3 separate regions of the Mus musculus genome follow, and regions 2 and 3 are each linked to region 1. Evidence: chromatin loops called from intact Hi-C (ENCODE). Cell type or tissue: left cerebral cortex. All regions are shown on one strand. Region 1 holds the start of Gm33250 (a long non-coding RNA gene). Region 2 overlaps Qrich2 (glutamine rich 2). Region 3 overlaps Exoc7 (exocyst complex component 7).

The links. Hi-C counts contacts between places; a loop is a spot of excess contacts. Peaks named below come from ENCODE experiments on the same cell type or tissue, not always from the same donor. Only the 100,000 strongest peaks of a DNase experiment are listed, where the experiment ranks them.
Region 2: it touches region 1 in a loop (2.8-fold over the local background); 28 of 42 quality-filtered maps call a loop at or near these places.
Region 3: a loop joins it to region 1, with 7 times the contacts of the local background. A loop is called at or near these places in 30 of 42 quality-filtered maps.

What each region holds. Positions count from the first base shown.
Region 1 is chr11:116,222,155-116,230,154 of GRCm38, reverse strand. Evpl (envoplakin) reads left to right here. Exons shown (of 22, transcript NM_025276.3): 12 at 32-186; 13 at 313-410; 14 at 582-754; 15 at 1,918-2,096; 16 at 2,175-2,313; 17 at 2,404-2,597; 18 at 3,016-3,166; 19 at 4,588-4,671; 20 at 4,783-4,893; 21 at 4,995-5,087; 22 at 5,954-8,000. It overlaps Gm33250 (a long non-coding RNA gene), which reads right to left and starts at 4,894. Exons shown (of 8, transcript XR_389161.4): 1 at 4,810-4,894; 2 at 3,200-3,274; 3 at 2,170-2,322; 4 at 1,092-1,201. In left cerebral cortex, a CTCF peak has its summit at 3,539 (motif pointing left); DNase peaks (open chromatin) are centred at 3,530 and 7,409; H3K4me3 peaks cover 992 bases.
Region 2 is chr11:116,441,417-116,449,416 of GRCm38, reverse strand. Qrich2 (glutamine rich 2) reads left to right here. Exons shown (of 14, transcript NM_001033267.2): 3 at 1,004-1,258; 4 at 2,031-2,153; 5 at 2,260-2,334; 6 at 2,490-2,654; 7 at 2,821-2,942; 8 at 3,402-3,467; 9 at 3,716-3,817; 10 at 4,264-4,464; 11 at 4,800-4,935; 12 at 5,585-5,672; 13 at 6,304-6,504; 14 at 7,863-8,000. Among named protein-coding and RNA genes, the nearest start is that of Qrich2, 8.9 kb to the left of the region's middle. In left cerebral cortex, a CTCF peak has its summit at 3,206 (motif pointing right); a DNase peak (open chromatin) is centred at 3,228.
Region 3 is chr11:116,290,402-116,298,401 of GRCm38, reverse strand. It overlaps Exoc7 (exocyst complex component 7), which reads left to right. Exons shown (of 20, transcript NM_016857.4): 7 at 739-831; 8 at 2,713-2,858; 9 at 3,076-3,228; 10 at 3,562-3,660; 11 at 3,933-3,995; 12 at 4,364-4,430; 13 at 5,089-5,127; 14 at 5,818-5,883; 15 at 6,828-6,948; 16 at 7,168-7,263. Among named protein-coding and RNA genes, the nearest start is that of Exoc7, 12 kb to the left of the region's middle. In left cerebral cortex, a CTCF peak has its summit at 3,821 (motif pointing right); a DNase peak (open chromatin) is centred at 3,820.

The DNA of each region.
Region 1 (8,000 bases):
CGATCCCACTGGAGTTCCTCTCCGTCCTCAGGTTCAGCTGCTTCGGGGAGAGCGGTACACACTCAAGGATAATGCTGACCCATACACGTGGCTGGTTCAGGGCCCTGGAGGAGAGACCAAAAGTGCCCCAGCTGCCTGCCTCTGCATCCCAGCACCAGACCCTGAAGCTGTGGCCAAAGCCTCTAGGTAGCTCACCCCAGGATGCCCACACGCACCAGGGCCAATGCTTTTTCCTCTGCAGCAGTGGGTACTAGGGCCAGATAGGCAGACAGACAGACAGACAGACAGACACCTTCCTCTCATCCTCTCCAGGCTGGCCACGGAGCTGCAGACCCTGAAGCAGAAGCTGTCTACAGAGAAGAACCGCCTGAAGGCTGCTGCTGTGGAACACTTACAGCCTGGCCAGCAGGGTACCAGAGGATGGTCAGGGAGGGCCAATGGGTGGGCGTGCTGGGTAGGAGGTACTCCATCTAGACTCTTCTTCCCTCAGTCAGGCCCTGCCCACCCTCCAGGTCCCGCAGGCACCCAGGGAGGGCCCATCTCAGGCAGACATAAGACCTCACTAGCACTTCTGTCCCCAGCTCCGGCAGGCTCAGCCCCCGCTGACCCACAAGGTCAGACGCTCCTGTCACAGATGACCCAGCTGGATGGGGATCTGGGGCAGATAGAGAGGCAGGTGCTGAGCTGGGCCCGGAGCCCACTGAGCCAGTCTTCTTCACTGAAGGACCTCGAGGGCCGCATCCACAGCTGTGAGGTAAGTGGGTGGCCTTGAGAGCTTCAGGACAGGAAAGGGCCCTGCCCTGAGCGTGCACACACTCCTGGGGCCATGGACTCAGAAAACAGGGCTCCCATCCTGGTTCTTCCACGGACAGGATCTGTCACCGTGGTCAAGTCAGTATTCTGACTTTAGTTTGCTTACCTCTGGGGTGGTGCCCGCATCCTTTGGGCATCCCAGAGGTGAAAGTGTGACAAAGCCTGGCCCAGAGTAGGGACCCCTGACACATGGATGTTTTTTCTAGTGAGAGTCATGGGAACAGCAAGGGAGCTGTGGCTGTCCCATAGGGGGAGAGTTCTAAGCAGGGAAAACCTACCTGGAGGGATGAAAACACTGAGTCAGCCAGTGATGACCATGTGTCTCTGACACATGAACCCTGCAGCCTGGAGGTACCCGAGCATTCTGGTTAGCCTTCCAAACCGGTTTCTGTTCAAATAGAGCATACCATTAGTGTTTGGATTTTTAAAAATGTGAACCATGTTCATTTACATTGTTGTCTAACCTGTTCTGGTCTGTCTGCCATGCAGTAAGATCAGGGTAGCATGGGGGGAGGGTGCAGCAGCCCAGCCTGTCCTGGGGGTGGGGGGGCTTCCCAAGGGAGGGGGATGGAAAGCCAGGGGCTGCATGAGGATGCTCAGGTGGCGTAGGGGGAGGAATCTGGATGCTCGCTCATTGGAAGGTCTCACAGATGGGACACTGGTACAGGATGCCAGAGGCTGGTGGCTGACCCTGCCACACCAAAATAGGTGAACTAATTGTGATGAGAGACAGAAGGTGGCTGCCCTGAGTGAACTATGAGCCAGGGTTCTGCCTGCTTAGCCCAAAGTAACAGCAAGGTACCGGGCTGACAGTGACCAGGACACTGACTGACAGTAGCAACGCCAGGCCACGGTGTGCCTGGTTCTTGTTGCTAAGGATCTAATATACAGAATCTCAATTCACCTCCCAATCCATCATTCTGCGGATGAAGAGGCCAAGGGTGTGGGTGTGGGCTGAGAAAGGTTGTTCTGCCCTCAGCTATCTCCATGGGGACAAGAAGAGGCAGGCCTGGCCCCACACTTGGACCACGCCTTCAGAGGCATAGGGTTAGGTGACCCAGAAATCCCTGACGGTGTCCTCTGCCTGCTCCACCCCTGACCCAGGGCACAGCACAGCGCCTTCAGAGTCTGGGAGCGGAGAAGGAGGCAGCCCAGCAGGAGTGTGAGGCGTTTCTGTCTACCAAGCCTACGGGCTCCGCTGCCCTGCAACTGCCCGTGGTCCTCAACAGTGTGAAGAACAGATACAATGATGTGCAGAGCCTGTGCCACCTCTATGGGGAGAAGTGAGTGCCAGGGAGAGCCCGTCTAGAGGGCACTGGAGTGTGTGACTGAGCTGATTGACCGTTGCTTCCTCACCGCAGAGCCAAGGCTGCTCTGGGCCTGGAGAAGCAGATCCAGGAGGCAGACAGGGTCATCCAAGGCTTTGAAGCCGCCCTGGCACTTGAGGGCCCCGTCCCCGAAGGCTCTGGGGCACTGCAGGAGAGGGTCAGCGAGCTGCAGGTAGGGTTCCTGAGAGAAGGAGAAGACAGGAGTGGTCTGTGTCTCCCAAGGAGCCTAGGGCACGCTCCATTCCGGCTCCCTTTTCCACAGCGCCAGCGCAAAGAACTCCTTCAGCAGCAGGCCTGTGTGCTGGGGCTGCACCGCCAGCTGAAGGCCACTGAGCATGCGTGCAGTGCGCTGCAGAACAATTTCCAAGAGTTCTGCCAAGACCTGCCGCGCCAGCAGCGCCAGGTTCGTGCCCTCACTGACCGTTACCACGCTGTGGGGGACCAGCTGGATTTGAGGTAAGTAGAAGGAAGGGGTGCCCGGGCACCGCTGCCAATGAGCTAGTGACTTAACTCCTCTGGGGCTCTTTCCTTGCTTCTAATGGGGATAACTATACTTAATTCCCTCTCTTATGAGTGCCAGGCAGGCTGGGCAGTGGTGGCACACGCCTTTAATCCCAGCACTTGGGAGGCAGAGGCAGGAAGATTTCTGAGTTTGAGGCCAGCCTGGTCTACAGAGTGAGTTCCAGGACAGCCAGGGCTACACGGAGAAACCCTGCCTCGAAAAACCAAAAAGAAAAAAGAAATGAATGCCAGGCAGGCACCGTTCATTGTGTCTGAGACACAATCTCTGTTAGCTGCAAGGCTCGGGCCTTCAGGTCTGTCTCGGGATGGAGGCCAGCTTCTCACACCTGTATGGGACCTTGTCCCCTGGCAGGGAGAAGATAGTACAGGATGCCAGCCTCACCTACCAGCAGCTCAGGAACAGCAGGGACAACCTGAGCTCTTGGCTGGAGCAGCTGCCCCACCACCGGGTGCAGCCCAGCGACGGGCCAAGCCAGATTTCCTACAAGCTGCAAGCACAGAAGGTGAGGCGCTGGGGCTGTAGGGGTGAACATTACCTGTGACAGGGCCTGGCCTCGAGCTGGGGTCTCCAGATACCTGTTTCTTCAAAGCCACCTCCTTAGCAGGGGCAGCTGCTTGTATTCATGAGGCCAAGGATTAAAAGCAAGAGACGCCATAGGTCAGATCAGGAAGTGGTGGTGGGGTGGCCCTTACCCCTCCACAGCATTGTCAACACTGCCTTCCCAGTGGGATGCTCTTCATCCTTGGTAAGGCTGAAGGGGAGAAACCAGGAGTGGGGGGTACAGACCTACACCCTCAGGCATGCCACCTGTTGGAGAAGTCCATCCCGTGGCTTTTAGAGACAGGCAAGCCACCAGCTTGATATGAGCGCCCCCTGGTGGACACATGTGAGGGCAAGTGACCTGAGAAAAAAACCCTGAGGAAAAAAGTCAGGTAGAGCCAGGCAGTGGCTCTAATCCCAGCACTTGGGAGGCAGAGGCAGGTGGATTTCTGAGTTTGAGACCAGCCTGTTCTACAGAGTGAGTTCCAGGACAGCCAGAGCTACACTAAGAAACCCTGTCTCAACCCCCCCCCAAAAAAAAGTCAGGTAGATGAGAAATGTCTCTTCCTAGATGAGAAATGTCTTTTCCAAGGACTCTGGTCCCTGGGAGGTAGACAGACCCTGCAGGTTCTTCTAAGCACAGGATGGAATCCAGACTTGACATTACAGTATTGGGAGCCCCGCTGGAAAAGGGTCACCCTCAGACTGAAAGTTGTCTATGGAGGCCTCAGAATCAGCCAGGACAGAAGTTCAAGGGGGCGGGGGCAGGGCCCTTCCCAGAAAAATGAAGCTGGACTTCTCAGAGCATTTGGTACCTTTTTTCTGTTGTGTTCTCTCCTCTCTCTCTCTCTCTCTCTCTCTCTCTGATACAGGTTTCTGTATAGCCCTGGCTATCCTAGAATTCACTCTGTAGACCAGGCTGACCTCAAACTCATACAGATCTGTCTGTCTGTCTTTCTTTCTTTCTTTCTTTCTTTCTTCCTCCTCCTCTTCCTCCTCTTCCTCTTCTTCCTCCTCCTCCTCCCCCTCCTCTTCCTTTTAGATTCTAAGTAAATTACAATGCATACCCAGGGTTCAGAATGATTGGATAAGCAGTAGTTTCCAGAGGCTGGTCCCTGGAAGCTTGAGTGGTGCCCCAGGGCTTCAGGGTCTCACTGGACAGTTGAATCCAGCAGATCTGTGGCCTAATGACACCAGAGCTACAATGTAAGAGCCACTGGGACAAGACAGAACTCTAGGGCCATCAGACAAGAATGTCAGAGAAGGGAGGCATCCCTGAGTCCCTGTTGCTTATGTGTGCTGGCTGATTGTGGTGCTGGGGACACCGGCTGGTGGGAAAAGAGCTTTCCCCAGCCCCTGTGACTCTTGCTTCCTCCTTGGCAGAGACTGATACAAGAAATCCTGGGGCGCGAGCAGGACCAGGCCACCGTGTCCCGCCTCACCCGGGACCTGCAGGAGGCCCTCCAGGTGAGCACTTGTACTTCAGCTTCTCCCTGTTTTCCCACCAGCCTCCCCTCCCTCTTCCAGCCCCTGGTCCCCCAGGTCCAGTCTCTGCAAGTGGCTTTCCCTCCTGTTCAGGACTATGAGCTGCAAGCAGATACCTACCGCTGCTCCTTAGAGCCCGCCTTGGCAGTGTCCGCCCCGAAGAGACTCAGAGTGATTTCCTTGCAGGAGAGCATCCAGGCTCAGGTGAGGCTGGTCCTGGCAGGGTTGAGCATCTCCTGGCACCAGCCCTGCAGCCCCTCAGGCCGGAGCTGACTCTGCTGTCCCTCTCCCCACTTTGTTCCCAGGAGAAGAACCTTGCGAAGGCTTACACTGAGGTTGCCGCAGCTGAGCAGCAGCAGCTGCGCCAGCTGGAGTTTGCTAAAAAGATGCTCAGGAAGGTAAAAAGATGGCGCCCACCCTGGGACGACAGCAGACAGCCCGGTCCGGGGTGGTGCCCACCCTGGGACGACAGTGGACAGCCTGGTCCGGGGTGGACCCGGATGTCACCTTTCTCCCCTGCAGCCTTAGCCTCTGGACAGGCCTGGGCATGGAGATTTCTCTAGAAGTTCATGCAGGCTGTGCCTACTCCAGGCAGGCTCTGGGGGTGCCCTCCAGTCTTCCCTTAGCCATAAGCAGTCCTCCAGTGGGGACAAGAGAGCTTTAGAGAGCCAAGAAATGCTCCATAGTCCTCAGCCTTAAGACCAGTTACGTTGAGCCAGGCAGTGGTGGCGCACACCTTTAATCCCAGCCCTCGGGAGGAAGAGGCAGGCAGATTTCTGAGTTCAAGGCCAACCTGGTCTACAGAGTGAGTTCCAGGACAGCCAGGGCTACACAGAGAAACCTTGTCTCGAAAAACCAAGGGGGAAAAAAAAAAAAAAAAGACCAGTCACATAGGAAATAGGCCATCTAGGGCTCCGTTGTGGGTTGAGCAGAAGCCAGGAACTCTGGTGCCTGTGGCTGGCCAGGTTTTCTTATCCTGAGCCATTTTTTCAGTGTCTACTGGAGAAGGTTAGCAGCCCCTCCCCCAGGGGGCGGGGCTGGGGGACCCAGACCCTGCTTTGTATCCTAATAGCATCTCAGTGAGCTCCTCCGAATCCTCTGTTCAAGTCTTCCAAATCTTCAGTTCCGTTGCCCAGGATCTACCGGGAAGTCCAAGACAGCAGGCTGGGATCTCTGACCTCAGGGGTGGGGTGCAGAAAAATAGGGCTCCAGTCTTTTCTCTGCTCACCCCAGGACTGTCTCTCTCTTTCCCGGTCACCTACAGAAGGAACTTGATGAGGACATCCAAGCCATCCACAGCGCGAGACAGGGATCTGGGAGTCCGGCACACGCAAGGACGGCGGAGTCAGAGGTCCTGAAGACCCAGCTTGAGGAAGAGAGGAAGCGGGTGGCTGAGGTGCAGCGTGACCTGGAGGAGCAGAGGCAGCGGCTGCTGCAGCTGAGGACCCAGCAGCCTGTGGCGCGGCTGGAGGAGAAGGAAGTGGTGGAATTCTACCGGGACCCCCAGCTGGAGAGTAACCTGTCTCAGGCAGCATCCCGGGTGGAGGAAGAGGGCAAGAGGCGGGCCCGCCTGCAGGCCGAGCTGGAGGCGGTGGCCCAGAAGGTTGTCCACTTGGAGGGCAAGAGGAAGACCATGCAACCTCACCTGCTGACCAAAGAGGTCACCCAAATCGAGAGGGACCCTGGCCTGGACAGCCAGGTTACCCAGCTCCACAGTGAGATGCAACGGTTGCGCGGGGAGAACGGCGTCCTCACAGCCAGGCTGGAAGAGCTGAAGGACGAGCTGCTAGCCCTGGAGCAGAAGGAGATGAACGTGAAGGAGAAGGTCGTGGTGAAGGAGGTGGTGAAGGTGGAGAAGGATCTAGAAATGGTTAAGGCGGCCCAGACTCTGAGGCTCCAGATCGAGGAAGATGCTGCACGGAGGAAGGGGGCGAAGGAGACCGTTGCCAAGATACAGGCTCGCATCAAAGACCTGGAGCAGGCGATCAGCTCAGTGGAGCCCAAGGTCATTGTGAAGGAGGTGAAGAAGGTAGAGCAGGACCCGGGCCTTCTCAAGGAGGCTTCCAGGCTGAGAAGCCTCCTGGAGGAGGAGAAGAACAACAACGTCGCGTTGGCCAGGGAACTGCAGGAGCTGCAGGAGAAATACAGGGTGGTGGAAAAGCAGAAGCCCAAGGTGCAGCTGCAGGAGCGAGTCAGCGAGATCTTCCAGGTGCTCCCGGAGACAGAGCAGGAGATCCGGAGGCTCCGGGCCCAGCTGCAGGAGACAGGCAGCAAGAAGAGCGGCGTGGAGCAGGAGGTAGAGAAGCTGCTGCCTGAGCTGGAGGTCCTGCGGGCTCAGAAGCCCGTGGTGGAATATAAGGAGGTGACTCAGGAGGTGGTGAGGCACGAGAAGAACCCAGAGGTGCTGCGGGAGATCGACCGTCTCAAGGCTCAGCTCAACGAACTGGTCAACACCAACGGGCGCTCTCAGGAGCAGCTCATCCGGCTCCAGGGCGAACGCGATGAGTGGAAGCGGGAAAGGTCCAAGGTGGAGACCAAGATGGTGAGCAAAGAAGTCGTGCGGCACGAGAAGGATCCGGTGCTGGAGAAGGAGGCCGAGAGGCTCCGGCAGGAGGTGCGGGAGGCTGTCCAGAGGAGGCGAGCCACGGAGGATGCTGTGTACGAGCTGCAGAACAAGTTACTGCTGCTGGAGAGGAGGCGGCCCGAGGAGCAGATAGTGGTGCAGGAGGTGGTGGTCACCCAGAAGGACCCGAAGCTGCGCGAGGAGCACAGCCGGCTGAGCCGCAGCTTGGATGAGGAGGTGGGGCGCCGGCGGCAGCTGGAGCTGGAGGTGCGGCAGCTGGGCGCCAGAGTTGAGGAGGAGGAGGCCAGGCTCAGCTTCGAGGAGGATCGCAGCAAGAAGCTGGCCGCCGAGAGGGAGCTGCGGCAACTGACCCTGAAGATCCAGGAGCTGGAGAAGCGGCCCCCTGCCCTGCAGGAAAAGATCATCATGGAGGAAGTGGTCAAGTTAGAGAAAGATCCTGACCTGGAGAGGTCTACAGAAGCTCTGCGGCGCGAGCTGGATCAGGAGAAGAACCGCGTGACCGAGCTGCACCGGGAGTGCCAGGGTCTGCAGGTTCAGGTCGACCTCCTCCAGAAAACTAAATCACAGGAGAAGACCATATACAAGGAAGTGATCAGGGTCGAGAAGGACCCGGTGCTGGAGGGCGAGAGGGCCCGAGTGTGGGAGATCCTTAACCGGGAGCGCGCAGCCCGCAAGGGCCGGGAGGAGGATGTCCGGAGCTTGCAGGAGCGGATCGACCGAGCCGAGG
Region 2 (8,000 bases), 220 kb before region 1:
AGATACCTAGCTTTTCTCGGGATTGTTTTAACTCAGAGATCGGTATGCCTTTTTCAACCCTGGCAGCCATCTGCTGCATGGGCCTTAGCTCAGGACCCATCCTTAGCAAGCTGCTGACCCTGTGAGCTCAGAACACAAGGGAAATGTGTTGAGTGTAGGGCTGCAACTGGAGAGCAAACTTCCAGTTTAGGGCAGTCGGAGGGAGGCCATTCCTTTGACTGACTCCTTGGGCCTAACTTCATTCATGTGTGCCTTTCTCCCTCACCCCTCCTGGCTGCACACCTCTCTTCTATTTCGGTCCTCCAGCAACTTGTGTGTCTCTCACACTGTCTCAAACGCCTTCCCAAAGCTCTAGAGAGACTGTCTGGTAGCACTGACCACTAGGAAGCAGATGGTGTGACATGATCATGACCCTTTTGGAAACTGGGAGGCATCCTTAGGCTGGTGGTTCTTGAATCCAACTGACCACCCAGGACCAACAGTCATTGGTGGTAACCAAGTAAGACCATAGGGAGAAGAGGGAAACAGGAGGGCCAGGCTGAGTGGCTTGCCCTGGAAGCCACTTGCCCCTCCAGACCCAGAGATATCCCTGTACCTTCATCTGCACCTCTCACATTCCTTTGTTGTTAGACCTTACATCCTGGGTGAGACAGATGTGCAAGTCCACTGCTCACACCTTGTGCTGCAAGGACTTTGCGTCATCAGGGCCCCGGGAGAACACAGGACTTAGCTACAGAAGCTGTGTGCATTAACCCAATGGAGTTCCCCTCCCACAGCGGGTTTTGTCATTAATGCTGCCTGCTGGCGGCAAAGGTACTTGAAAAACCATGTGCTGGGTAGAGATCAACTGTGTACTGTGTGCAGCGCCTTCTGTGACGCTCTGAGGAGGTGGCGACTGCCTGTCTCACAGCAGGGGACAGGCAGAATATGCCACACCATTGGTGAGACATAATACCCTTACCCCACCTCCCTGCCCCGCCTTTCTTGTCTGTCCCGCATGCAGCTGGACAAGCTCAGAACCATCATTGAGAGCATGCTGGGCAGCTCCTCCACGCTGCTCTCCATGAGCATAACCCCACACAAGTCCACCGCCTGCCTAGTGCCCGGCCAGATCGACCCCGAGGCCACCTGTCCGGCCTGCAGTCTGGATGTGAGCCACCAAGTCAGTCTGCTGGTCCAGCGCTACGAGCAGCTACAGGACATGGTCAGTGGCCTCGCTGCCTCCAGACCCTCCAAGAAGGCCAAGCTGCAGGGCCAGGTGAGTGTTTCTCTCTGCCCAGCTCCGTCACAGGGTGGCTGGATGTGGAGTTAGGAGTGTATGGGAAGGGTGGACTTAGTGTGGGTGGGACACACAGTGCCTATCACAGGATGCAGGCACAGTTGCAGGACACACTGCCCCTCGGTGGCCAGTGTTTCCAACACTTTGCAGATGTCCCCTGGAGGGAAGGCTTGCTGCCGGGCTGAGGGTCACCACCAGATCTTGCTCTTGGATGCAAGAATTGAGATTTGGTTCACACTGTTGCCCACACCTCACCTCTCGGGGATCATGGGACAGCCATAGGACATGTGAGCTTCAGTCACCTCTTGGATGCCCCCAAAGGCCACTGATGCCAGTCTACCAGCATGTAGGGGGATTGGTGACAACATCCAGAGGAGGACACAACTGTCTTGGATGCCTCTGAAGAAAGCCAGAATGGATTTGAAGGGAGCGCATGTGCTGGGTGATGATGGTTTTGATTTTAACGTGTACGCGTTTCTTTGCGTGTATGCATGTGTGCATCCGTGCACGTGCACATTGCATGGCATACTTGCAGAAGCCAGAGGACAGCTTGCAGGAGTCAGTTCTTTCTTTCCATGATGTAGGGTCTGACGGCCTTGTGTGGTAGCCCAGATTTGTTCTAGAACTTATCTTCCTGAGCATGGGGGGGAGGGGGGGGTGTCACATTCTAAGTTCTAAAGGCAGCCTACCCATGGGACTGCTTCATGGGTTGCCCCAGCAGCCTCCAAAAACTCCCCTGTCGCTGCTGCAGGATGAGGAGCTGCTGGGCCACGTGCAGAGCGCCATCCTACAAGTCCAGGGTGACTGTGAGAAGCTCAACATTACCACGAGCAACCTCATTGAGGACCATCGGCAGAAGCAGAAAGACATTGAAGTGAGCAGTGGCAGAGGCTCGCCCGCCCCACCCACCCATGCCGCTCACTCGGCTCACTCTCTCGGCATTGCTGACTCTTCCCTTTCTCTGTCCCGCGGGCCTCCAGGTGCTGTATCAGGGGATAGAAAGGCTGGATAAGGAAAAGGCCAACAGAGAGCACCTGGAGATGGAGATTGATGAGGTGAGCCTCTGGCTCCTCCCCAGCCATTGTGAGGGGAATGGGGGTGGAGGAGTTGGGGTGGGGAGGGCGAGGGATGTGTGGGGAGCCGGGAGACACGGAGACACAGGACAGACTGCCCGAGGAACATCCCCACCCCATGCTGGTCTCTCACACAGAAAGCCGACAAGAGCGCTCTGGCATCCAAAGTGAGCCGGATCCAGTTTGATGCCACTACAGAGCAGCTGAACCACATGATGCAGGAACTGGTGGCCAAGATGAGCGGACAGGAGCAAGACTGGCAGAAACTTCTGGATAAGCTCCTGGCAGAGATGGACAGCAAGGTGGGGGTGGGAAAAGACACAGGACAGGTTGGGCTGCTCGCTCGCCATTCCTGGCCCTGCCATCGGGGCACCACCGCTCTCTGCAAGCATAGATCGATCCCTCCCACCTCCACCCCACAACCCCATCTCCCTGCCGCCTCGAGCTCACCTGGTGTCCACCCTCCAGCTGGACCGCCTGGAGCTGGATCCGTTGAAGCAGATGCTGGAGGACCGCTGGAAATCACTGCGGCAGCAGCTCAAAGAGCGCCCTCCACTCTACCAGGCCGACGAGGCGGCTGCCATGCGGAGGTGAGGCCCGGAAGGCAATGGGGAATGCTGGGCGGGCCCCAGGTGAGCAGTGCATGACTGATTCTGCCCAGAACTGTCAATCAGGTGGAGGGACTGCATTTTAGAGTTGAGTAACTTGGCCAGATCCTTCCAATAGTGGTGGGGAAAGGCAGAAAGGAGGTGCAAGGCTCTTGGGGTTAGATTGCAGTACACTGGATTTCTGGGGGCAGAGACACACCTCCAAGGTGTCCCTTTGGAAACTGGCTTAGGGAAATCCCACTCATGTCCACCAGGGGGCACCAGAGGCACATACAAGCTACTAGGCTGGCTAGCTGGTTCAGAATGCGTGCCTGCAAGGGATGGTTAGCACCAGTTGAATTCCCAGGAAGTAGGGCAGGATTTGCCACCCGTCCTGCTGGGGCGGGGGGAGGGGGGGGACAAGCTCTCTGGATCTCACTGGCTGTGTCCCATTCCTGACAGGCAGCTCTTGGCTCATTTCCACTGCTTGTCCTGTGACCGTCCCTTGGAGACAACTGTGACTGGACAGTGAGTGGGCACACCTCAACCACAGCATCTGGTGGCAGGGAGAAGGCTTCGAAGCAGGGATGCATCTCCCCATACCCACTCGTCTCGCCTCTTGTCCTGGGTTCATCTCTGTCCCTGGTCCCCTCAGCCTTCCTATGGGGCCCATACTGAGTAGTGAGGGCCGTCCCGTAGAGCATGGAGGTGGGTGGCCTAGACGTGGGATTTCTCTCTCTCTCACGCCCCTCCCCCTTCTCTCTGTCCCTGCCCAGAGTCATCTCTGTGACCCCCATAATTTCGAGCATGCCAGGGCACCGTTCCGTCCGGCCTTACACTGTGTTTGAACTAGAGCAGATCCGACAGCAAAGCAGAAAGTATGGGACAGTGGGATCCTGGGCAGGGGAGGGGGAGGGAGGGCAGGGGTGGGAGGGGGCAGAGATGACTTGAGAATACACACTGGGAGTAGCCTAGAGGGACTCTGACCGGAAGCACCATGGAGGACCTGAACTTCCTTTTTTGTTTTGTATTTGTTTTTGTTGTTTATTTTGTGGGTTTTTGACATTTTAAGCGTTTATTTTGTTGGGGAAGGGGGCTTTTGTGTTAGGGAAAAAACTTTCCCCAGCAAGTCTGGTGGTCCCTTACCAGACTTTTAGAGGTGTTGAGCTGCCCAGTGACCCTCAGCCCTCAGTCAGTTCCCGAGGGCCAGTGCAGTTCACACCTGCTCCTGCACAGCAGGGGCCTGGAGCCAAAGCAAGGGTAAAGCCCACAAGGTCCTGCCTGGTCCTGGGCTGACCTCTTTCCTCACGCCTGGGTCTCACAGCCTGAAGCTGGGCAGCAGCTTCCCTCGGGTTGACATGTCACAGATGGAGAGAAGCGTGGGGCGTCTGCACAGCATGCACTCCCGGATGCTGATGGACATGGAGAAGGTGCAGGTCCACTTCGGAGGCTCTGTGAAGGCCAGCAGCCAGATGATCCGAGAGCTGCTGCACACCCAGTGCCTCAGCCACCCATGCTACAAACGGTAGGACAGACAGAGTCCAGGGACACACAGGCCCCCATGAAGGCCAAGCTTGGCTTCTGCTCCCCCCCGCCCCCCGTCCATTGTGGGGTGGGGGTTGGGGGCTGGGGTTGGGGATGGGAACAAGGGTGAGGGTGTACTGTGAGTGTGCACACACACACACACACACTGGTGCGCACACACACACACACACACACACACACACACACACACGGTGTGACACGTTGTGTGTAGCTTCAGGCTTACTTACCAGCCTGTCCCAGGTAACACTCCTGGGTGGCTCAAAGTGATGACTCCCCCCACCCCCCACCCCCACCCCGTGTCTGTCTACATCCCAGGGGAGCAGACACAGCAGATTACAGCTACTCGACTGTATCCCGTCGCTGTGGGGGCAGCCACACCCTCACCTACCCCTACCGGCGAAACCGCCCGCAGCACCTGTCTCCACTGGAGGAGATCCAGATCGCCATGAAGGTCTGTCAGGAGCCATGGGAAGGATAGTCCCGCCATGCCCCTTCTGGAAAACCACCTAAAGTCCCATCAACTGGTCCTCTTTCTTCCCTCCCTCCCTTGCTGTCCCAGGGGTTGCTAGGTTACTGCCAAGTTACCTCTCCAAAGTTGCTGAGGCAGGCCTTGAACTCACGATCCTCGAGCCTCGGACTCCCAAAGTAGCTAGGATATACAGGTCTGGCTTGCCACTGGGTAGAACGCCATCCTTCCACCTGATTCCCAGGCACTACCCTACCACCTTCCACCACGGGGCCGCAGAGTTCCACAGTACCTCCTTCCATCTTGCCCTCAGACCAGACTCCATGCAGGGGCCTTTCATTTTTGAGAGTGAGTCTTGCTATTTACAGTCCTGGCTGGACTGGTACTAGCTATATATCTCCCAGACTGGCCTTGAAGTCAGTGGGAAGCCTGCTGCCAGTCTCCAGAGAGCCAGGATTACAGGCATGTGCCCTCAGGCCTCATTTCAGGGGGTGAGGCATAGGGCTGGGGGGAGGGGGGCAGGGGAAGGCAGGGCGGTTCTGAGCACTGCTGGCTGACAGTGTCTGCACTCCAGGCCTTCCTGGGGGATACTCAGGCTGTTACAATGCTAATGGACACGCATACCCCTCTCTAGCATGATGAGGTTGACATCCTGGGCCTCGACGGACACATCTACAAGGGACGGATGGATACACGGTTGCCAGGCATCCTAGGGAAAGATGGTGAGTGGTCCAGGCAGCCTTGAGTTCCTTCTAGGTTCTCGCTTGGGTGACAAAGGACAGTTGTCTATTTCCTGGTATGGGCATGTCTTGGATCACTGGGCCCTAAAGACTTTTTCTCCTCCTGAAGCCAAGTGGCTGCTTTCTAGTGGAGAGCAGCACCCAGACCTTGGCCTGTCCCCTGGCAGTGGCCTTGTCCTTTCTTGCTGGCCTTCACACCTCCACAGCTGAGTTTTCCCACCTCCTCCGCCTCAGCGCCCTGTAACAATACAGCCAAGCCCTGACAGACTTTCCAAAACTCAGCAAAGGATGCTTATGTGATCCCAGTACCAAACCAGGCTCCCAAAGGCCAACTTCCAGTTCATACCAGAAGTTCCCATCATGCCTTGTGCCTTCCTTATGTTCTCTTTCCTGAAACGCGAGTCCAGGACGGAACTCACTCAGACCCTACGCAAGGTCCTCAGTAAATCTGAGCGGGCGGGAGGGCAGACTGATGGGCAGGTAGACATGTAGTCTCTAAGGGGGCACAGCCACAGACTCAGCATGTGGAGGACCCCCACCTCAGCCGGCTCCTGTTCCCCAAAGGTCCTCCCCACAGTTCTCACTGGTGCTCCCCCTCCTTATGCCCTTTCAGCCCCAGGAGTGACAAAACACAACAAGGCTAAGCTCCAGCAGCTCCAACAACTGCAGCAGCTGCAGCAGCTCCAACAACTGCAGCAGCTGCAGCAGGCCCAGCATGCCCGGCCCCACGCACACAGGCAGCCAAGCCTGGGCAACATGATCTCGCCACCCTCTCGGCCTCAGAGTGCACAGATGATAGCGGACAGCAAAGCAGGTAGGTTTCTTCTCTCGGCAGCCTGGACACTGTCCCCAAGCCTTCCTGTCCTTGCTGACAGCCCTCCAGCTTTCCTCCTGCCCAGGCTAGAGACAGCAAGGGCCAGGAAGCTCATGGATGTGATGGGAGGGAGGATGGAGAAAACCCAGTTCCCGAATGTTTGGTGTGTGCCAGGTCTGTGAGGTGAACACTGTTACTGTCCTACTCCACACAAGAAGACACGGGGACAGAGATGCACCCAGCTCTGGCCGCAGGCCCAAGGTCTTCCCTGCTCAGACACAAACGTTTTAAGAGCCAGGCTACAAGCCCTGAATATGTGCAACGCCCCCCACTGACATGCGCGCAAATACACACCCGTCCCTTGCCTATAGGTATCCCTCTCTGCCTCTAGCTCTGGGAAGCCCCTAGAGTCCCAGGTCTTCCTTGAGAAGCTAGATCAGATAAAAGGCCAAGGGGCTAGGGCCCTCTGGGTTCCACCACACAAGGCCTATGGTCCTTGCTAGACTAGAATGTGAGGCTAGGACCCACGCTGCCAGGTGACTAAACCGATCTCTCTCCTCATCATGGGTATGTCTACGTGCAGGAACAGCTCTCTCCCCAGAGGCAGGCAGCTTGATAACAACCCCACACGGTATTTTGCAAATGCTTGCAGGAGACCCAAGGATCACAATGCATTTGTACACTGTCCCCTCCCCCACCCCCCCAAGCTTTGTATGTTAGACCTCCGAGCTCTGTAACGTATTTCCATTCCAACCCTGCGTCTGGAAGATCCCATGGCACAAGGTAATGTGTGTGGTACCCGTGGTGCCGTACCATCAAGGTACATCGAGGCTGCCTAGGTAGTTTTTGTCTATGCAACAGCCTACACTACACCTACACTGATGTGTATAGATCAACATTAGCCCCAGGAACAACTAAGGGAACAGGGGCACTGAGAGGCTGAACAGTAAGTGGTCAAGGTGGAATTCAAGGGTCATCACCGGTGACCAAGAATAGGCCACAAGAGCAGGAGTCTGTCATTCTACTGGGCCCTGGCTCCTTTTAACAGGCTTTCGACTTCTACCTAGAAATACTTACCATATGGGAGCTGGAGAGACTGATGTAGAAAGATTTCTGGGCTTGTATAAGCCCCTAAAAGGACAGGAGGCATAAATGAGGCAGGTTCTTTCTGCAAGGATCACGGAAGGGCCATAAGCATTTGCTTAGGAACACCCACGAATGCTTGTAACTGTGTGGCCCAGCCTAACAGCCAGGCTAATGGGGTTCACAACTTGCTTGGGCCTTGAGCAAGCTAGAGTGAACCCTGGTGGGCATGGGGGGAACCAGACAGAGCAAGCTGAGCCCCTCCTGTCTTGCAGTTCCTTCAGGGCAAAAGAAAGACAGACCAGTCTCCTCTGAGGGGCGTCTCCTGCAGTCGAATGTGAGCCATTCATCCATCCCTACAGACATAGCCAGTCTGCAGGGTAGCCAACAGGGGCTGAACATGCACATTGACG
Region 3 (8,000 bases), 68 kb before region 1:
AAGGCCGGCTGCCAGGATGTCATCTGTACTCACCTGTGATACTAACGGTTCTTTTTTCCCCATGGCAAGAGCATGTTGTCTTTACTGTGGCTAGCTTTGCAGGTGGTGACTCCTGTTGGCCCCTCCCTAGCTTTCCAGCTTGTTACCATTCCTTCCAGGGTGTGGGAGCCTCTGCCTCTGGGTGTCGGACTTCCATCTTGGTTACAGCTCCCCAGGAAGCTTCCCTTCCAACCCCGAGGGGCTGCCTGCCCTCCACTGATGTTTGGCTTATGTCCCAACACTGAGCATGCTCAGGGAACCCAGCCTGGAGTCTAGGCTGGTTTCCAGGGAACCCCCAGGTTGAACCCCCTTCAGTGTGAGAGCTTTCTCTTAGCTCCCCCGCCTGCTCCGTCAAGTGTGCCTGCCATTCAGTAGCACTCAGGAGAACTTTCTGCTCTTCCTGGTTGGTTTTTGTGCATCACCTTCTGTCCCGCTTAAAGTGACTCAGATCCAGACCTGAGGGACAGTGTAGAGCTCTGGGTTGTTTGAATACCTTTTCTTCTGTCCATCCTCAAGGGTGTCTGGTGGCCCTGGCAGAGCCTGCTGGCAGAGGCGTTAAGGGGCATGCTCGATGTTGGGTGGGCGGGCGGGCGAGCGAGGGTGGGCACGGGCGGGCGGGGCAGGTGGAGGGCCGCTGCTGTTCTCTCTCACTCACTCCCTAGGTCTTCCTCTCTCCTCTCTGTGTGGCTCTGGTGACAGGGACGATCCGTAAGGCTCAGAACCTTCTGAAACAGTATTCCCAGCATGGTCTAGATGGGAAAAAGGGGGGCTCTAACCTCATTCCTCTGGAAGGTAATCACCCTGTGCTCCCCCCTCTTCCACTGTGTGTCTGTCGCTCACTCATCAGGCAGGGCAGAGCCTCCCCCAGGAGGGCCGTGGGACAGATCCTACGGGGCTGGGTGGGAGTGGCAGACACCCCTGATACCCCTCAGGCCTCAGCAGGCCCGAGGACAAGTTTCATGTCCCTGGTCTGATCCTGCCTGGCTCTGCCCTTCCTAAGGCTCCTTCTCCCTGTCCCTGTCCTTGTGTCCTGTGTCAACTCAGAGAACACTGTCGTGGGGCAGCCCTTTCACGCCCAGATCAGCAGGGCAGGACCAAGTTGGCCAGGGCCTTCTGGCTCCTTGCCTCTGTAGAAAGAGTACTTCAGGTAGCCAAGGGGACAGGCTGCCTGAGGAACGAGTCCCTCCTCTCCTGTCAAGAGAGGGACAGCCAGATCTGCTGACTGGTGGACCCAGCCCCTTACAAAGAAGGCTGTCCTCACTCCCTCAGCAGTGACACTTTCACTCTGTCACCCTGGGGCCATGCACCTTCTCCTGGTCTCCCTTGGTCAGGAAACACACAGGCAGGCATGGTCCTGAGACTCCCTGAGAATCAGGCTTGAAACGGCTGTTCCCAGTGAGCTTTGAGGTGGTGGAGGGGCTCAGAGCCCTCCTCAGTGCCCCCTCCCTAACCCCACTTCACGCTCCGCTCCTGGAGATTAAGGGCTTCTTCCCCGGACCCAAGGGGCAGCTGCCTGGCCCCTGGATAAATGCTGCTTGTGTTTGTGCGGCCAACGTCTTGCTAGGTCACGAGCATGATTTCCGAGTTAAGCACCTGTCGGAGGCCCTGAACGACAAGCGCGGGCCACTGGCTGGTGAGTACCGTAGCCCAGCCCCAGGCGAGCCAGACACTGCCTTCGAAGCAGTTCCCAGGATGACCTGCTCTACTCTAAGGATGAGCCTGGCCTGTGGCCTCGCTCCCTCTGCAGGCTCCTTTGGGCCCAGGTCTCCTTGCCTCTTGTGAGCTGGGAACACATGCTTGGCTCCTGGGGCCTGGCCAGAGCAGCAGCTGCAGCTTGAGCTTGCAGGCAGGCAGGAGGGCAGGTGGCTCCTCCGAGGTCAAGGAACCTGGATCTCCCACTTCTTGGAGCCTGTCCATGCCACATAAAACCAGACTGTTCTGTCCTGGCATGCTTGCATCTCCTCCTGGGGCAGCTCGACACAGAGACACTGAGAACCACTTATGTCTTCTCAGATTGTTCTCTTTTGTTGAGGTAGCCTCACTGTGTACTCCAAGCTGGCCTTGAACTCTGTAGTCACACTGTAGCCCAGCCAGTTGAGTGCTGGGATCATAGTTGTACGTCTCACTTGGCCAGCTCATTCTTCTAGAATCAGCTGTCCTTTACACACACGCCAGCCGGCCTCATAGGCCATCGCCCACACTCCCTTACACTTACAGGGCTTGATGAAGTTGGCAATGACCTTCATAGGAACCCCCACCCCCCAGCGGAGGACCACAGTGACTCCCTTCTTAAAATGGACACTGCCACCTGCCTATCCTAGACTGCCCTCTTTCAAGCCATTCAGAATCCTCACACCGGGTCAGACAACCTCATCCAGGAAGTCAGTTTAGGAACTTTCCTCCCTTGGCGCTTTCTCCCACCACCTCTAGTGTTTGATCTGGGGACATAAATGCTGCCTGTGCTGAGCTGAAAACGGTGCCAGGACACGGTTTGGACTCAGCACCTGATCTCCCAGGTCTGCCAGCACAGCTCTTACGGCTTCCCATCATCGTAGGCCTCCTCTTCCCTGTGCTGCTGTCTGGGCTCAGCCCAGGAGCTGGGGAGACTCGTACCCCAGTAGGGTGAGTGGTTCCTCCCAGAACAGCCACTCAGGGTCACTGCTGTCCCCCTAGGGAGAGACGACATGCTGGACGTGGAGACGGACGCCTACATTCACTGCGTCAGTGCCTTCGTCAAGCTGGCGCAGAGTGAATACCGGCTGCTGATGGAGATCATCCCTGAGCATCACCAGAAGAAAACCTTTGACTCCTTGATACAGGTCTACCCCTCCCTCCCGCCACGCTGCTCTGAGCACTGCCCCATGTAGCTGTTACTGCAGGGTCTAGAGGGTGGGGCAGCCTGTTGTCGCCCTAAGCCCTCAACTCTACTTGGTGTGGTTCCCTCCCCGATCCTTCACAGCATTCTGGCTTTCCTTCATGCCCCGCAAAGTGGCCCACTGTCCCTAGGAACCAACTCCGTCCCTGTCCCTCTTCTAGGATGCCCTGGACGGGCTGATGCTTGAAGGGGAGAACATCGTGTCTGCTGCCAGGAAAGCCATCATCCGCCATGACTTCTCCACAGTGCTCACCGTCTTCCCCATCCTGCGGCACCTCAAGCAGACCAAGCCCGAGTTTGACCAGGTGCTCCAGGTGTGTGAGCCGGGAGGTCTGTTAGACACACACAGATAGACACACACAGATAGACACACACAGATAGACACACACACACACACACAGCGTCCCTTTACTCCCTTCTGGGAAACCATTCCGTGCTCACCCACAGCTCTTATGAGTGGCTCCCAAGGGGCTTTGGACAAGTCAAGATGCTCCCAAGGTAACAGAAGAGCTGTGGTTAATCTCCACCTGCTGAAGTCGGTCTCTGCTGAGGGTTGGGAAGGACCTAGAAGGAGTTACACTCGGGGCTTGCTGGAGAGGGCAGTGCTCCGCACTTCTGATGACTGTGTCAGCCATGTCCTTCCTCAGGGCACAGCAGCCAGCACCAAGAACAAGCTGCCCGGCCTCATCACCTCCATGGAGACCATTGGGGCCAAAGCTCTAGAAGACTTTGCTGATAACATCAAGGTGCCCGAAATCCCTTTCCCTTCACCAGCCCAGCTTGCTCCCTGAGCTCTGGGGACTCCTCAGAGAGCAGACCTTCAGGAGAGCCAGGTTTGCTCTCAGAATGGTGCCTGCAGTGCCGATTTCCTGGGGAGACCCTTAGAGCGCTTTGGTTTCTTCCCATGTGCCAGTAGATGGCGCCATGAGCAGGCTGATTAGGGCTCAGAGTGAACCAAGAAACAACTGGTCAGAGCCCTTTCCAGGAACCAGAGGCTGTTTTGTTTGTTTTCCTACAGAATGATCCAGACAAGGAATACAACATGCCTAAAGACGGCACTGTTCATGAGCTCACAAGCAATGTAGGTGTTACTCAGTCTGCTGGACTCTGCCTGGGGTGGGGGTGGGGGACCGGGAGCACTATGGACTTTGTAGGAATGAACATGAGGAGGGAGAGCTGGCTTTGTCAGCGTATGGGCAAGCCCCCCAGCTCAGGCTCTGGGGGATACAGCAACAGTGGGGACTCTGCCAGCCCAGGGCTCCTGGCCTCCATGAGCAGGCATTGGTGACGAAGGGCTAGCTTCTCAGGCGGGTCCAGGGACAACACCTGAAATTGCCAGTTGTTCTTGTCACTGTGCAGACCCCTGCTACAAGATTTCCCCTGTTGGCCGGAAAGGGTACGTGTGGGAAGCAATGGCTGCCCTGACCCTCCTGTGTGTTTCTCCACCAGGCCATCCTGTTCCTACAGCAGCTTCTGGACTTCCAGGAGACAGCAGGTGCCATGCTGGCCTCCCAAGGTACACCACACTGAGCTGCTGTCCCCTCCTGCCTAGGGACATGGACTTAGGCCCCTAGGAGGCACTGACTTGCTCTGGGTGAGGGCAGGGTGTGGTGAGAGGTCTCCAGCCTGGGGTGGGGGGACTCTAAGCCCCATGAACTTTGTGGGGATGAACATGAGGAGGGAGGGCCGGGTTTGTTAGAGTTCTTATGAGCCCTAACCCTGCACTTGCTCCTTTGGCTGTCGGTGCTCGCCCCGCCCTGCCCCGCCTCCATACTTCTCTGCTTGTCCCGTGCTGTCTGCCTACTGTCACTCTATCTCCTCACTGCCCCTTGGTGAGGCTGGAAACTGTGGGGTTGGCGCATAAATAAGAGTGCTCTTCTGGGTCATTCCAAGCACTGAGGTCCCCGGCCCCGCCCACCCGCCCCTCTGCTTTTATTTTGGGGACAAGAAGCCAAGAGCTGCCAGCTGTCCTGGGCTGCACTTTGCCGGGTTTCAGGTCTTGAGGTAGTTCAGCTTGGTGTGCACTGCCGTCCCTGTCTGGCTGCTCTGCTCTGGGGAGGGTCTGCTTGGCTTGGGGTGGCCCGGCCATTTCTAACCTGTTTTTTGCACTTTGCATCTTTCCCCTCCTCTATTTCCCTCCTCCCTCTCTGTGTGCACTGCCTGTCACTCCGTAGTTCTTGGGGACACATACAATATTCCTTTAGACCCCCGAGGTAAGCGGTGCGACTCCCCAGCCCCATCCTCCCCTCCAAAACCCGGTGGGTGAGGTTCCCAGGGGACCAGCCCTCAGGACCCACTGGGGCGGGGCAGAGGGGCAGAGGGACTGAGTTCCTTAAGGATGCCCTCACCTCCCCTGGCTCCCTTCATTGCTACCTTCTGCCTCTGAGCCTATCCAGGCTGTACCCTGATGGGTCCAGCGCCCTAGGAACAACCCCTGATTAGCCCAGCCCCGCCCCTCTGCCTTCTGTTCCATATCAGCAGGTTCCTGTGCTGGGGGTGGCAGTGTAGCAGGGGTTTGTGAGGAGAAGGTGGAAAGACTGACTGGGTGACCCTATCCAGAGACCTTGCTGTTGGCAAGATACTCTCCATCATGTATGGAAACCAGGTTGGGAAGGAGTTAGTACCCGGCACCTCTCCTAACTGCCTACCTGCTATCACGGGCTGGTTCCTTAACCCGTTACTGTAGAGGGCAGCCCGACCGGGATGCAGAAAGAGTCTAAAAGCATTGCTCCCTGAGGCTCCGCAGGTGCCCATCTATCTCTGCTTGAGCTCTCACTTGAGTCCTGCCTGTCCCATGAGGCCCAGGGACTGTCCCGAGATTTCCTCCTCTGCCCCTGGGGTGTGGTAAGGGCCATCGAGGGTCTTGGCCATTGCCACCATAGTAACGGTACACCTTCTCTCAGAAACCAGCTCTTCGGCCACCAGCTACAGCTCCGAGTTCAGCAAGCGGCTGCTGAGCACCTACATCTGTGAGTCCCCTGTCCCCCGACCCCCGGCCAGCTCCCTCCCTTGTCTCCGTGCTGTCCATCTCTTCCTGGTCCCTTCCTGGCTAGTTCCGGTTCAGGAGCCAGGGCTTTGAGAAGAGCTTCAGAGGCCTGGTAGTCAGAAGAACAAGCAACAGTTGTCAGGAACTGGTTAGCCGTCCCTGGAAGTCCGGGGTCGCAGGATATTTGATCACACTGTGAACCCCTAGATTGTGTTATTTACTGGAAAACCCTGTTTCTAATTGTGGTCTGGCTCAGTGCTTAGTACACACCTTTAATCCTAAACAATGAGAGTAAAGTTAGTTTGTAGAAGGAAGCACCCATGTTTGAAAGTGATGTCTAATTGAGTGGCAGACAAAGTGACAAATCAGACAAAGATTTGACAGAAAAGGATATGCCCAACTCTCACGAGAAGAGAAAGGAAGAGGAGGCTACTTAAGAGAGAGAATCGTAGACAGAAAGAAGGAAGAGGCAGTTTTACCAGGACAGTGATAGAGAGAGAATAAGCCAGACACAGGTAAAGATAGACGGAGCCAGAGAATGAGAAGGAGCCTGAAGATTAGAACAGATTGCTAGAGTTGGTTGAGGCCAAGCAGGGCAATTCAGGAGAAGCCCAGAGAAGCCAGATTGAGTCAGTCAGCTCGGAGTAGAGTTTGAGCCAGGAGAGCTGAGTTGAGTGGCCAACCAGAGCTCAGAGAGAACTAAGAAGGGTGAGATTACTCAGCGGTAAGTCTCAGAGACGGAAAACATTTTAAGCTTAGATTAGATTGTATGGAGGCTAGAAGCTTCCAGACCTAGGCCCAGGTTAGCAGACAGGGGCAGTGAGCCTCTGAGATGACAATTACATGGAGCTGAATAAAAGATACTTTTACAGTCAGGTCATTTGGATCAGACACTTTTGGTGGATGTAGCCCCATCTTTCTGTACAGGCAAAGTCTTGGGTAACCTGCAGCTGAACTTACTAAGCAAGTCCAAGGTGTACGAGGATCCAGCGCTGAGCGCCATCTTCCTACACAACAACTACAATTACATCCTCAAGTCCCTGGAGAAGTAAGTGACCTTGGCTCCGCTGGGCACTCGTGCCAGCCGCTGCCCTCCAGGGCTGGATGCACCCTACAGTCTCCTAGGACTGGGTGTTCAGTTTCTCTCTTTGTTCTGCACCTACTTTAGAGCTCAGGAAGGCTTGGCACAGGAGGCCTCCTTTCTGGTGCTATTGCAAGGCCAAAGATGGCCAGGCCCCTCTTTCTTTCTCTTCTGCCTTCCCCCCAGGTCTGAGCTGATCCAGCTGGTGGCTGTAACCCAGAAGACTGCCGAGCGCTCCTACCGGGAGCACATCGAGCAGCAGATCCAGACCTACCAGCGCAGGTAAGCGGCCAGCAGCATCCTGAGGCCATGCCCTTCCTTCTCAGCCCCCCATAGAGTGAGGCCCCCAGCGAAGGCCTGACATTCCAGGTGGTAACCCTGTTCCCATCTGTTGTTGCTCTCCTTGGAGTTTGTTTTTAGAGTAGGGCTCAAAGCCAGAGCCTTCTAGAGGCTGAGTATAGTGTGTGCCATCGAGTTGAGCCCCTAACATTTTTCTTTTCTCTAATTCATGGGTGAGGAGAGAGAAGCTCTGTCCAGCCCCACCCCCCACCCCAGCCTCCCTTTGGGAGCTGCTCCCGAGGGACCACAGAGCCTCTGCAGAGAGCTGTGCCAAGTGTCCTGGCTAAGATAGCTGAAGAGCGAGCTGTCAGAGATGTGAACAGTGTTTAGCCCTGGAGAACAGTAGGGTCATGAGAGCCCTTGAGCTTGGAAAGGTTCTGGCTACTTCTCTGGTCCTCTAGTGCCCCCGGCCTGTTTCTTTCTGAGCGCCTCCCGCTTCCTTCCTGTTTATCTGGCCTCTTTCCCCATCTGTTTCTCTATCTTAATTTGCCACAATATTGATGTGAGCTGCGGTCGACAGCATTTGTTCAGTGTATTGAGCGCCTTCTGCTTCCTGTTCTTAATTGTCACAGCGAGCAGCTTAAACACTGCCTGTTCCCAAGGAGAGCATCTCTGCTGTTTTGCTTACTCTTGACCCAGATAATCCCTGCTGCCCCCACGTTCGTTTATTCGTTCGTTCG